Regions from separate parts of the Homo sapiens genome. Here region 1 is linked to region 2. Evidence: read pairs that join two places in POLR2A ChIA-PET (ENCODE). Cell type or tissue: MCF 10A. All regions are shown on one strand. Each heading gives the region's core, and the rest is flanking DNA. Links, peaks and the distances in the headings are about the cores only. Region 1 has its middle 30 kb from the start of LIMA1. Region 2 overlaps LIMA1 (LIM domain and actin binding 1).

Region 1 (5,378 bases), core at 295-5,294, 94 kb before region 2:
CGTGCCACCATGCCTGGCTAATTTTTTGTATTTTTAGAGAGACGGGGTTTCACCACATTAGTCAGGATGGTCTCCATCTCCTGACCTCATGATCCGCCCACCTCGGCCTCCCAAAGTGCTGGGATTACAGGCATAAGCCACTGTGCCCGGTTGTCTTTTTTTTTTTTTTTTGAGACAGAGTGTCACTCTGTCGCTCAGGCTGGAGTGCAGTGGCGTGATCTTGGCTCACTGCAACCTCCGCCTCCTGGGTTCAAGTGATTCTCCTGCCTCAGCCTCCTGAGTAGCTGGGTTTACAGGCGTGCACCAACTCCTGGCCTCAAGTGAGGAGGATTTTTGTATTTTTGTATTTTTAGTAGAGACAGGGTTTCGCCATGTTGGTCAGGCTGGTCTCGAACTCCTGACATTGTAATCTGCCCACTTCAGCCTCCCAAAGTGCTGGCATTACAGGTGTGAGCCACCGCATCCGGCCAGCCCAAGTGTTTTAACCAACCAAGAATGGGTACCTAAAATAGGTGGATGCAAACTGTGAGAGAAATGTAACAACTAAAAGTAACAAACTAGGTGTACATATGGAGCACAGATGTAAACACAAATGCTAAATGAAAACAGGCTGGGCGCGGTGGTTCACGCCTATAATCCCAGCACTTTGGGAGGCCGTTTGAGTCCAGGAGTTCGAGACCAGCCTGGATAACGTGGCGAGATCCTGTCTTTACAAAAAATAAAAAAACTAAGCCGGACTTGGTGGCGCTTGCCTGAAATCCCAGCTATTTGGCAGGCTGAGGTGAAAGGATCACTTGAGCCTGTGAAGAGGGGATTGCAGTCAGCCATGATTGTACCAATGCACTCCAGCCTGGGTGATAGAGCAAGGCCCTGTCTTAAAAAAAAAAAAAAAAAAAAAAGGAAAAGAAAAAAGGATATTTAAAGCACAATACTATTTATACATATTAAATAGAAAGGCCAAGTGTGGTGACTCACGCCTGTAATCCCACCACTTTGGGAAGCCAAGGCAGGCAGATCACCTGAGATCAGGAGTTCCAGACCAGCCTGGCCAACATGATGAAAACCCGTCTCTACTAAAAACACAAAATTAGCCGGGTGTGGTGTCACACGCCTATAATCCCAGCTACTTGGGAGGCTGAGCCAGGAGAATGGCTTGAATCTGGGAGGGAGAGGTGGCAGTGAGCCGAGATTGTGCCACTGCACTCCAGCCTGGGTGACAGAGTGAGACTCAGTTTCAAAAAAAAAAAAAAAAGAAAGAAAGAAATACACCTTCTGGGTTCCGGTGACTCGTCCCAATCTCTTCCTAAAAACTATACAGAGCAAAAAGGACAGCAAATAAAAATTCCTACAACATATATTGACCAGCAAAAAAGATTGCTACAATCCGCAATATACATACAAGTTGGAAAAAATACCCTGGAAACCAGCCAGAACCCCCACAAGTGTGTAGACATCACTGGAGCTGCTTGAAAGAGTAGGGAATATGGAGGGTCTTAAACATTAATGGAACCTGATAACATCAACAAGTTTCACTCCCAGAAAAAGGTGCCCGACCCTTAGTGGGAACAGCCAAGAACTGGTCTGAAACCTGGCGTATCAGCACTGGCAACAGGAGTCATAAGGCTTGGAGAATTCATAGGAACAACAGTGGCAGTCTTGCGAAAGTGTGTCATTCGGGATAAAGAGGCACTTTGGAAAATAAAATAAATATTCCTGGTAATAAGTATCCCACTGAAAAAAACACTAGGAAAATCAGAGAGTTTGACTACAAGAAAGGCACACTATGACAACAGGAGAGGGAGCTCTTGAGCTAAAAAACCAAACCAGGAAAGACCCTCAAAACACATTCTCTTCTAAAGATCCATCTATTAAAAGCTGGTCCAGGCTGGGTGCAGTGGCTCAAGCTTGTAATCCCAGCACTTTGGGAGGCAGAGGTTGGGGGGGATCACCTGAGGATGGGAGTTCGAGACCAGCCTGACCAACATGGAGAAACCCCATCTCCACTAAAAATACAAAATTAGCTGGGCGTGGTGGTGCATGCCTGTAATCCCAGCTACTGGGGAGGCTGAGGCAGGAGAATCCCTTGAACCCGGGAGGCGGAGGTTGCAGTGAGCCAAGATCACACCATTGCACTCCAGCCTGGGCAACAAGAGTGAAACTCTGTCTCAAAAAAAAAAAAGCTGGTCCAGAAAAATCCAACATATTCAAATACGAGGCCAGGCATGGTGGCGTACACCTGTAATCCTAGCACTTTGGGAGGCCCAGGTGGGAGGATCACTTGAGGCCAGGAGTTTCAGACCAGCCTGGCCAACATGGTGAAACCCTGTCTCTACTAAAAATACAAAATTAGCCAAGTGTGGTAGCGGGTGCCTGTAATCCCAGCTACTTGGGAGGCTGAGGCATGAGAATCGCCTGAACCGAGAGATGGAGGTTGCAGTGAGCCAAGATCGCTGCCACTGCACTCCAGCCTGGGTGACAGAGCAAGACTGTCTCAGAAATAAACAAATAATAAATAAACTCAAATATGAATAATAATCACAACCAAAATTCAGTATCCCGGCCGGGCGTGGTGGCTCACGCCTCTAATCCCAGTGCTTTGGGAGGCTGAGGCCAGTGGATCACCTGAGGTCAGGAGTTTGAGACCAGCCTGGCCAACATGTTGAAACTCCATCTCTACAAAAAAATACAAAAAAATCATCCTGGTGTGGCAACACACACCTGTAATCCCAGCTACTCAGGAGGCTGAGGCAGGAGAATCGCTTGAACCTGGGAGGTGAAGGTTGCAGTGAGCTGAGATTGCACCACTGCACTCCAGCCTGGGTGACAGAGCAAGACTCTGTCTCAAAAAAAAAAAAAAGGAAAACAAACCAACAAAAAAATTCAGTATCCATACAAAGTTACAGTAAGAACAAAACCCCACAGAAACAAGAATCATAAGTTATGACAGGTGAAACTATACCAGAAAAAAATACTATCCCAAAACAGAAACCAAGACAAACTACAGGATACATAAGTGTAGTGGATGCTATGGTATGTTCCCTAAATACCCACTTCGGGACTGGAGCACTCATACTTCAAGTTGCTGGTAATGGTGGCTGAATCCTTCTCTGGGACTCAAAGGGAATCCCTCCACCCAAGGCAACACCCTGTCCCAAAGATCCATCTGCATGTAGTGACAGGTCCATGCCAAGATATAGAAGCCCTTGCCTCAGGGTGAGACAACTCTGACAGGGGATTCTGACTTGAAAGCTCCCCACGGGATTGGCTGAGATCTTTATTGCAACTGCATCATGGTCAGCGGTGTGCTGGAACTGGCTCCTACTGGCTTGTGAGAACCAATTGTTACGGTTTTAGGAATTTTGCAAGCAGGTTGTTAAACACAGCCATTATTAAAACTTAAATTACATATACTTAAAACTAAATAATATTCAAAACCAAGGTAATAAACACTCAATACATATTACTTTCTAATTATTTTACTACATGTACTATTATCTGTTCTTTAGAGATTGTCTATATATACCTGAAGGGGTGCTACTATGCATTTTTATTTTATTTTATTTTATTTTATTTTGAGATGGGTTCTTGCTTTGTTGCCCAGGATAGAGTGCAGTGGCACAATCATGGCTCACGCAATCCCCTCCTCCCAGGCTCAAGCAATCCTCCCATCTCAGGCTCCCAAGTAGCTGGGACTATAGGCAGGCACTACCATGCCCGGCTAATTATTTTATTTTATTTTTTAAATTTTATTTATTTATTTTTTGAGATGGAGTCTCACTCTGATGCCCAGGCTGGAGTGCAGTGGCGCAATCTCAGCTCACTGCAACCTCTGCCTCCCAGGTTCAAGCGATTCTCCTGCCTCAGCCTCCCAAGTAGCTGGGATTACAGACGGGCACCATCACGCCCAGCTAATGTTTGTATTTTTAATGGAGATGGGGTTTCACCGTGTTGGCCAGGCTGGTCTCAAACTCCTGACCTCAAGTGATCTGCCTGCCTCGGCCTCCCAAAGTGCTGGGATTACAGGCATGAGCCACCGCGCCAGGCCAAATTTTTTTATTTTTTTTGTAGAGAGAGGGTCTCGCCATGTTGTTCAGGCTGGTCTGAAACTCCTGAGCTCAGGTGATCCACCTGCCTTGGCCTCCCAAAGTGCTGGGATTAGCTACTATGCATTTCTTTCCAGCTCCATGTTCAGTAACATCATGTTGCCAATTTTCAGTTAGCCATGATATAAATATTTACACACTGATTGGGCGCGGTGACTCACGCCTGTAATCCCAGCCCTTTGGGAGGCCGAGGCGGGTGGATCACTTGAGGTCAGGAGTTTGAGATCAGCCTGGCCAACATGGTGAAACCCTGTCTCTACTAAAAATACAAAAAAAATTAGCTGGGCCTGGTGGCGGGTGCCTGTATGGAGGCAGAGGCCAGAGAATCTCTTGAACGTGGGGGGCAGAGGTTGCAGTGAGCCAAGATCACGCCACTTCACTCTAGCCTGGGCAAAAGAGTGAAACTCCATCTCAAAAAAAAGAAAGACATATTTATACACTGGAAATTGTCAAATGTTACAAATCAAAGCTTTCCTCCCCCAAGAGCCAGTTGTTAACTATTTACTAGCACATCACTGATTACAGTTCAGCTGTTACTCTTGTCCAATCCTCCTCCTTTCACTTTGTCACAACTGTCGATTCCAAATGTGTACATGTCTCTGTCTTAGAATCTGCGTCCCAGAGAATGTGACCTCAATCAACAAAAAGAATAGTAAGGACCAAATATATAATGTGAGATATAGAGTGTGGAAATAAGAAAGGCCAAGAAAAATTAAAAAGATTAAAAAGATTGAAAACAAAGTGATAAAATAATCAAACCAGATCCAACATATGTATTTCTGGATGCCATGAAGAAGAAAACAAAAGTAATGGAATAGAATTAATATTTACAACTATAATTCAATTAACACTTTGGGTGGAGGTGGGAGAAGACATGACTCTACATACTGGAAGAGCAAACCATGCATCAAATAAAATAAACCCAAATTGGTTAACTCTAAGATATATCCTAGAAAACTATTATTCTTTAGTCCTTTATGTTTTTAAGACAGGGTTTTGCTGTGTTGCCCAGGTTACAGTGCAGTGGCAGAATCATGGCTCACTGCCGCCTCAACCTTCCAGGCTGAAGCGATTCTCCTACCTCGGCCTCCCAAGTAGCTGGGACCACAGGTCCATGCCACCATGCCTGGCTAGTTTTTCATTTCTTCTTTTCTTTTTTTTTTTTTCTGAGACGGAGTCTTGCTCTGTCGCCCAGGCTGGAGTGCAGTGCTGCGATCTCGGCTCACTGCAACCTCCACCTCCCGGGTTCAAGCAATTCTCTGCCTCAGCCTTCTG
Region 2 (5,378 bases), core at 152-5,151:
TTCACAGCTGTCTGAAACAGCAGTGGACCAGGAGCAGCTTGGAGTTTTAACTTTCATTTTACAAAGAACAACATGTTTGAATGTTTCAGCAGGCAAGTTATAACTGGCATCTACTTCTTGTTCTTCTAGAACACCGAAAATCTCTCCCAGCACTTTAGAAAGGGGACCCTGACTGTGTTAAAGAAGAAGTGGGAGAACCCAGGGCTGGGAGCAGAGTCTCACACAGACTCTCTACGGAACAGCAGCACTGAGATTAGGCACAGAGCAGACCATCCTCCTGCTGAAGTGACAAGCCACGCTGCTTCTGGAGCCAAAGCTGACCAAGAAGAACAAATCCACCCCAGATCTAGACTCAGGTCACCTCCTGAAGCCCTCGTTCAGGGTCGATATCCCCACATCAAGGACGGTGAGGATCTTAAAGACCACTCAACAGAAAGTAAAAAAATGGAAAATTGTCTAGGAGAATCCAGGCATGAAGTAGAAAAATCAGAAATCAGTGAAAACACAGATGCTTCGGGCAAAATAGAGAAATATAATGTTCCGCTGAACAGGCTTAAGATGATGTTTGAGAAAGGTGAACCAACTCAAACTAAGGTAAGAATTGGGCGGGTTTGAAACTTGAGAAAGCCAATTCAAGCACTAAACAAAGCTGTTTTTCCAATCTAGCTATTTTGAGTAGAGGCGAATATGTGGTCAGTATGTCTTTTGATTCCAGTTAGATAAGTTAATAGTCTCAAATGCATTATTTACATAGATGCTAAGATTTGTGAGTCTCTGACACAATTTCATGTTAAATCAGGTTCACACTGGGATTCAAATTGGTATCTAGAAATGAAGAGAGTTTAATACCGATTGGATTATGTGTTTTTGTACACTTGCCCTTTTAAATTGTCTTCCTGTGTTCTTTATCATTTGTAGCTTTGGGGGTGGAATTACTGCTGAATAGCTCTCTGCTTGGACACAGCTGCAGACTGAGTGTTAAGGCCGGAGTTTAACATTAAGACTGAGGCTTACTTGTCTCTGCTAGCTGAATCCCTTCTCTTCTTCTCAACTTCCTCATCTGTGCCTTCCAACAAATGTTTTCTATCAGCTAAAATCCTCTCTCAGGCAAAATCAATGAAGATAGCCAGACTAGCTATAGCTTTCGGGAGTTTTGACTTGCAAATGCACAGGGTTGCGTTTTCCTACAACTGCTAATGAAATTTGATCCTTCATGTGGATTGCAGACCTCGTCCCCAGAGGGAATTACTTAACTAGAAAATGAGTTACATATGCTGGTGATTTATAACACAATCCAGAGGCCACAGAGCTGGTAAATTTTTCCAGTTTTCTCATACTTTCCTATATATCTGGCTTTGTACATGGGGATGGTTCGTTACAACAGTCGTTATAATGAAATAAACAGACCTGATGGGGAGCAAAACCATCTGTTACTCTAGATTCCACCTAGATGGGAAAGCTGGATTTTTTTTAAGCTAAATATTTGGCCCAAGTCCCTATGTTTGGAAAGTAATATAATAATATTAAGCATTCTTTCTGAGATAAAAAATAACTCATCCTGTAGTCTTCAGTTATATTAGATGTGATATTGTCAATCCCTTCCCATGACTTGCAGTGCCAGTCACTTTTCTACTTAGAATTAGAAAAGTTCTTGAATGTTTGCGGGTCATGTTTGAAGTTGTGCGAGTTTTTGACGATGTGTAAAGCTACAACACTTCTCTGTGCATGAGCTTTAGCTCTACTTTAACAGTGAAACCAGTTGGCAAGAGATGTAACCACAAAGCAGTTTTATAACGTTTCTTAACTCTCTTCCCTCTCAAGTTTTTAGACCTTTAGTCCTGCCAACTCCTTCTTTCCCCTTTATGGTTTTAATTTAAAAATTTGTTTTATTTAAATGGGAAGAAGAATTTTAAGTGGAAGGAAAAAATGTCAGAAATCCTAAATAGAGAGGAAGGGGTTTTGTTGTGACTCAAAGCACCATTGTAAGTCTCCTCCTCCCAGACCCTGCTAGGAACAGGACAGCTGATGTCATGCCAGTACACACAATGTAGATTCAGTGCAAAAGGCTGCTGCATGTTGAAACTGGCCAAAGGTAGGAAATGACTGGGACTGTAGCAGACAAAAATGCTGATTATGTGTAAGGATATGGTGAGACACTTTTTCTCATAAATATCTAGTGAGATATGGGTCAGAACAAGCCTATCTCCCTAAGGCTGCTTGGAGAGGAGAAAAACTTTCCATATAAGATCTTACTAGTCCGGGCGTGGTGGCTCAAGCCTGTAATCCCAGCATTTTGGGAGGCAGAGGTTGGGGGATCACTTGTGGCCAGGAGTTCGAGACCAGCCTGGCCAACATGGTGAAACCCCGTCTCCACTAAAAATACAAAAATTAGCCAGGCATGGTGGCGTTGCTGGTAGTCACAGCTACTTGGGAGGCTGAGGCAGGAGAATCACTTGAACCTGGGAGGTGGAGGATGCAGTGAGCCGAGATCATGCCACTGCACTCCAGCCTGGGCAACAGAGTGAGACTCTGTCTCAAAAAATATATAAAAATAAAAATAAAGATCCTACTAGATGGCTGATAGCACTGGGCCACCAGATTGATTGCTAAAGGTATAGGAAGATGGAAGAGGCTGGGCACGGTGGCTTACATCTGTAATGAGAATTTAGGGAGGCCCAAGGCAGGAGGATTGCTTGTGCCCAGGAGTTTGAGACCAGCCTGGGCAACATAGCCAGACCTCGTCTCTACTAAAAATTTAAAAATTAGCCAGGTGTGGTAGTATGCATTGATAGTCCCAGCTACTTAGGAGGCTGAGGCAGAAGATTGCTTGAGCATGAGAGTTTGAGGTTGCAGTGAGCCATGATCGCCACTGCACTCCAGCCTGGGCAACACAGTAAGATCCCTGTCCCTTAAAAACAAGAAGATGGAAGAGACATAAGATTCACCTGGGCTTCTAGGTTTCATTGCTTTTTGTGTGTGCCATTTTTAATTTCCTGATTTGTCACTTAATGGACTGCTTAGGGAGTGGAAAACACAGCCACCCTTGGTTTTATTGCTGTTTGTAAATAAGCATCATTGTCCATACTGAAAACAGTCTAGATTATATTTATTTATTTATTTATTTATTTTTGAGACAGAATCTCTCACTGTTACTCAGGCTGGAGTGTATTGGTGCGATCTCGGCTCACTGCAACCTCCATCTCCCAGGTTCAAGTAATTCTCCTGCCTCAGCCTCCCAAATAGCTGGGATTATAGGCGCCCGCCACCACGCCCAGCTAATTTTTGTATGTTTAGTAGAGACGGAGTTTCATCATATTGGTCAGGCTGGTCTTGAACTCCTGACCTCAGGTGATCTGCCTGCCTCAAGCCTCCCAAAGAGCTGGGATTACAGGCATGAGCCACCACGCCCAGTCTCAGTCTAGATTATTTTTAACAGTTCTGTCAGGTATTCTATAGTCTGAGCTCAACCTACCTGTATAGTCTCACAGCCAATCTTATACTCAAACCTTGGAATACTCATCCCCCAACTGCTACTTTTTGAATCTTTTATTCTTAATATTTCACGTTTTAACTTCAGTGTGTTTATACTTTTTGAAATGAGACCAGAACATAGTAGACTTTATAGAGAAGACCAGTTTTACCTAGATTCCAAAGGAAGAATTAAACTGCTGTTATTGTTTGAAATGCGTTTTTTTTTTGTTTTTGTTTTTTTTTTTTTTATGGAGATAGGGTCTTAACTCTGTTGCCCAGGCTGGAGGAGTACAGTGGTACAGTTATGGCTCACTGCAGCCTTGACCCCTCTGCCTCAGCCTCCCAAATAGCTGGGGCCACAGGTGTGTACCACCACTCTCAGCTAATTTTTAAAATTTTTTATGGAGACAGCGTTTCGCTATGTTGCCCAGACTGTTCTTAAACTCCTGGGCTCAAGTGATCCTCCTGCCTTGGCCTCCCAAGCTGGTGAAATTACAGGCATGAGCCACCACACCCAGCCTGAAATTCTTAAAGGATGAGAATGTCAATGACAGAGCACCTTGGCATCATTGTGACTAACCTGGGAGACAGGGAAGAAGCACGCCATGGGAAGTGTTTACATTTGGGTACAGCTGTGCTAAGTACTGTGGAGCCCATAGCCTTGAGGTAGACGGCTACTTTGCCTTTTTTCTTGAACTGTCTTGCAGAATGTGGATTTGGGGTAAGTGGTCTTGAAGCACTCATTTAGTCACCCTCAAATTAAGATTTTTACTTCATCTTTCTTGGGCCTGTACCTCCAAGATGACAAAGAAAAGAAGAAACAATGGTCACACCAAAGAGGGCCGCAACCAGGTGTACGCTATTCACTGCAGCCAATTTGCTGCATAAACTGTGCCCATTGTGTGCCCAATGACAAGGCTTATTAAGAAATTCATCATAGGCCGGGCGCGGTGGCTCACGCCTGTAATCCCAGCACTTTGGGAGGCTGAGGCGGGCGGATCACGAAGTCAGGAGATTGAGACCATCCTGGCTAACACGGTGAAACCCTGTCTCTACTAAAAACACAAAAAAATTAGTTGGGCGTGGTGGCGGGCGCCTGTAGTCCCAGCTACTCGGGAGGCTGAGGCAGGAGAATGGCGTGAACCCGGGAGGCAGAGCTTGCAGTGAGCCGAGATCACGCCACTGCACTCCAGCCTGGGCAAGAGTGAGACTCCGTCTCAAAAAAAAAAAAAAAAAAAGAAAAGAAATTCATCACTTGAAATGCTTGAAATGTAGAGGCTGCGGCAGTCAGCGATATTTCTGAAGTGAGCGTCCTAGATGCCTGTGTACTTCCCAGGCTGGATGTGAAGCTACATTACTGTGTGAGTTGTGCCATTCACAGCACGGTAGTCAGGAATCAAGGTCATGAAGCCCACAAGGATCGAACACCTTCCCCCCACTGTAGACCTGCGGGTGCTGCCCCACGACCGCCAGAAATCAAGGTCATGAAGCCCGCAAGGACCGAACACCTCCACCCCACTGTAGACCTGCGGTGCTGCCCCATGACTGCCACCGAAGCCCATATAAGGAGCAGAGTTCTTAAGGACTGAAGAAAAACTAGCCTCTGGAGAAAAATAAAAAAATTGCAATTGTACTTAAAAAAAAAAAAAAGATTTTACTTCAAAGGCCAGGCTTGAAGTTCTGAACACTTTGAAGTCTCCAATTATGAGGGATCCAGTCTAAGCCTCTGGCTTTTGCTATTTAGCAATAGGTGTTCTATGATGGGCTGATTTGGAAGGAGGGAGTCAGCCACTCTTGAGCCACTGCAGTGAAGTCACTTGATCTCAGTCTGGAGAGAAACACTTTAATAGCTAAACATTCTAGCTTTGATTTTTCTGAAGGGAATACACCTGTTTTCAATTCTGGGA

Evidence for each region. Peaks named below come from ENCODE experiments on the same cell type or tissue, not always from the same donor. Only the 100,000 strongest peaks of a DNase experiment are listed, where the experiment ranks them.
Region 1: POLR2A ChIA-PET joins it to region 2 with 24 read pairs; 11 of 35 experiments call an interaction of 5 or more read pairs at or near these places.

Annotation. Positions count from the first base shown.
Region 1 is chr12:50,311,303-50,316,680 of GRCh38, reverse strand. No RefSeq gene overlaps it. Among named protein-coding and RNA genes, the nearest start is that of LIMA1, 30 kb to the right of the region's middle. In MCF 10A, for the core only: a CTCF peak has its summit at 1,840; a DNase peak (open chromatin) is centred at 3,220.
Region 2 is chr12:50,217,237-50,222,614 of GRCh38, reverse strand. LIMA1 (LIM domain and actin binding 1) reads left to right here. Exons shown (of 11, transcript NM_016357.5): 4 at 130-594. Among named protein-coding and RNA genes, the nearest start is that of MIR1293, 14 kb to the left of the region's middle. RefSeq lists enhancers at 1-40, 1-731, 3,212-4,411. In MCF 10A, for the core only: no CTCF peak of the experiment used is centred there; DNase peaks (open chromatin) are centred at 1,214, 2,064 and 4,024.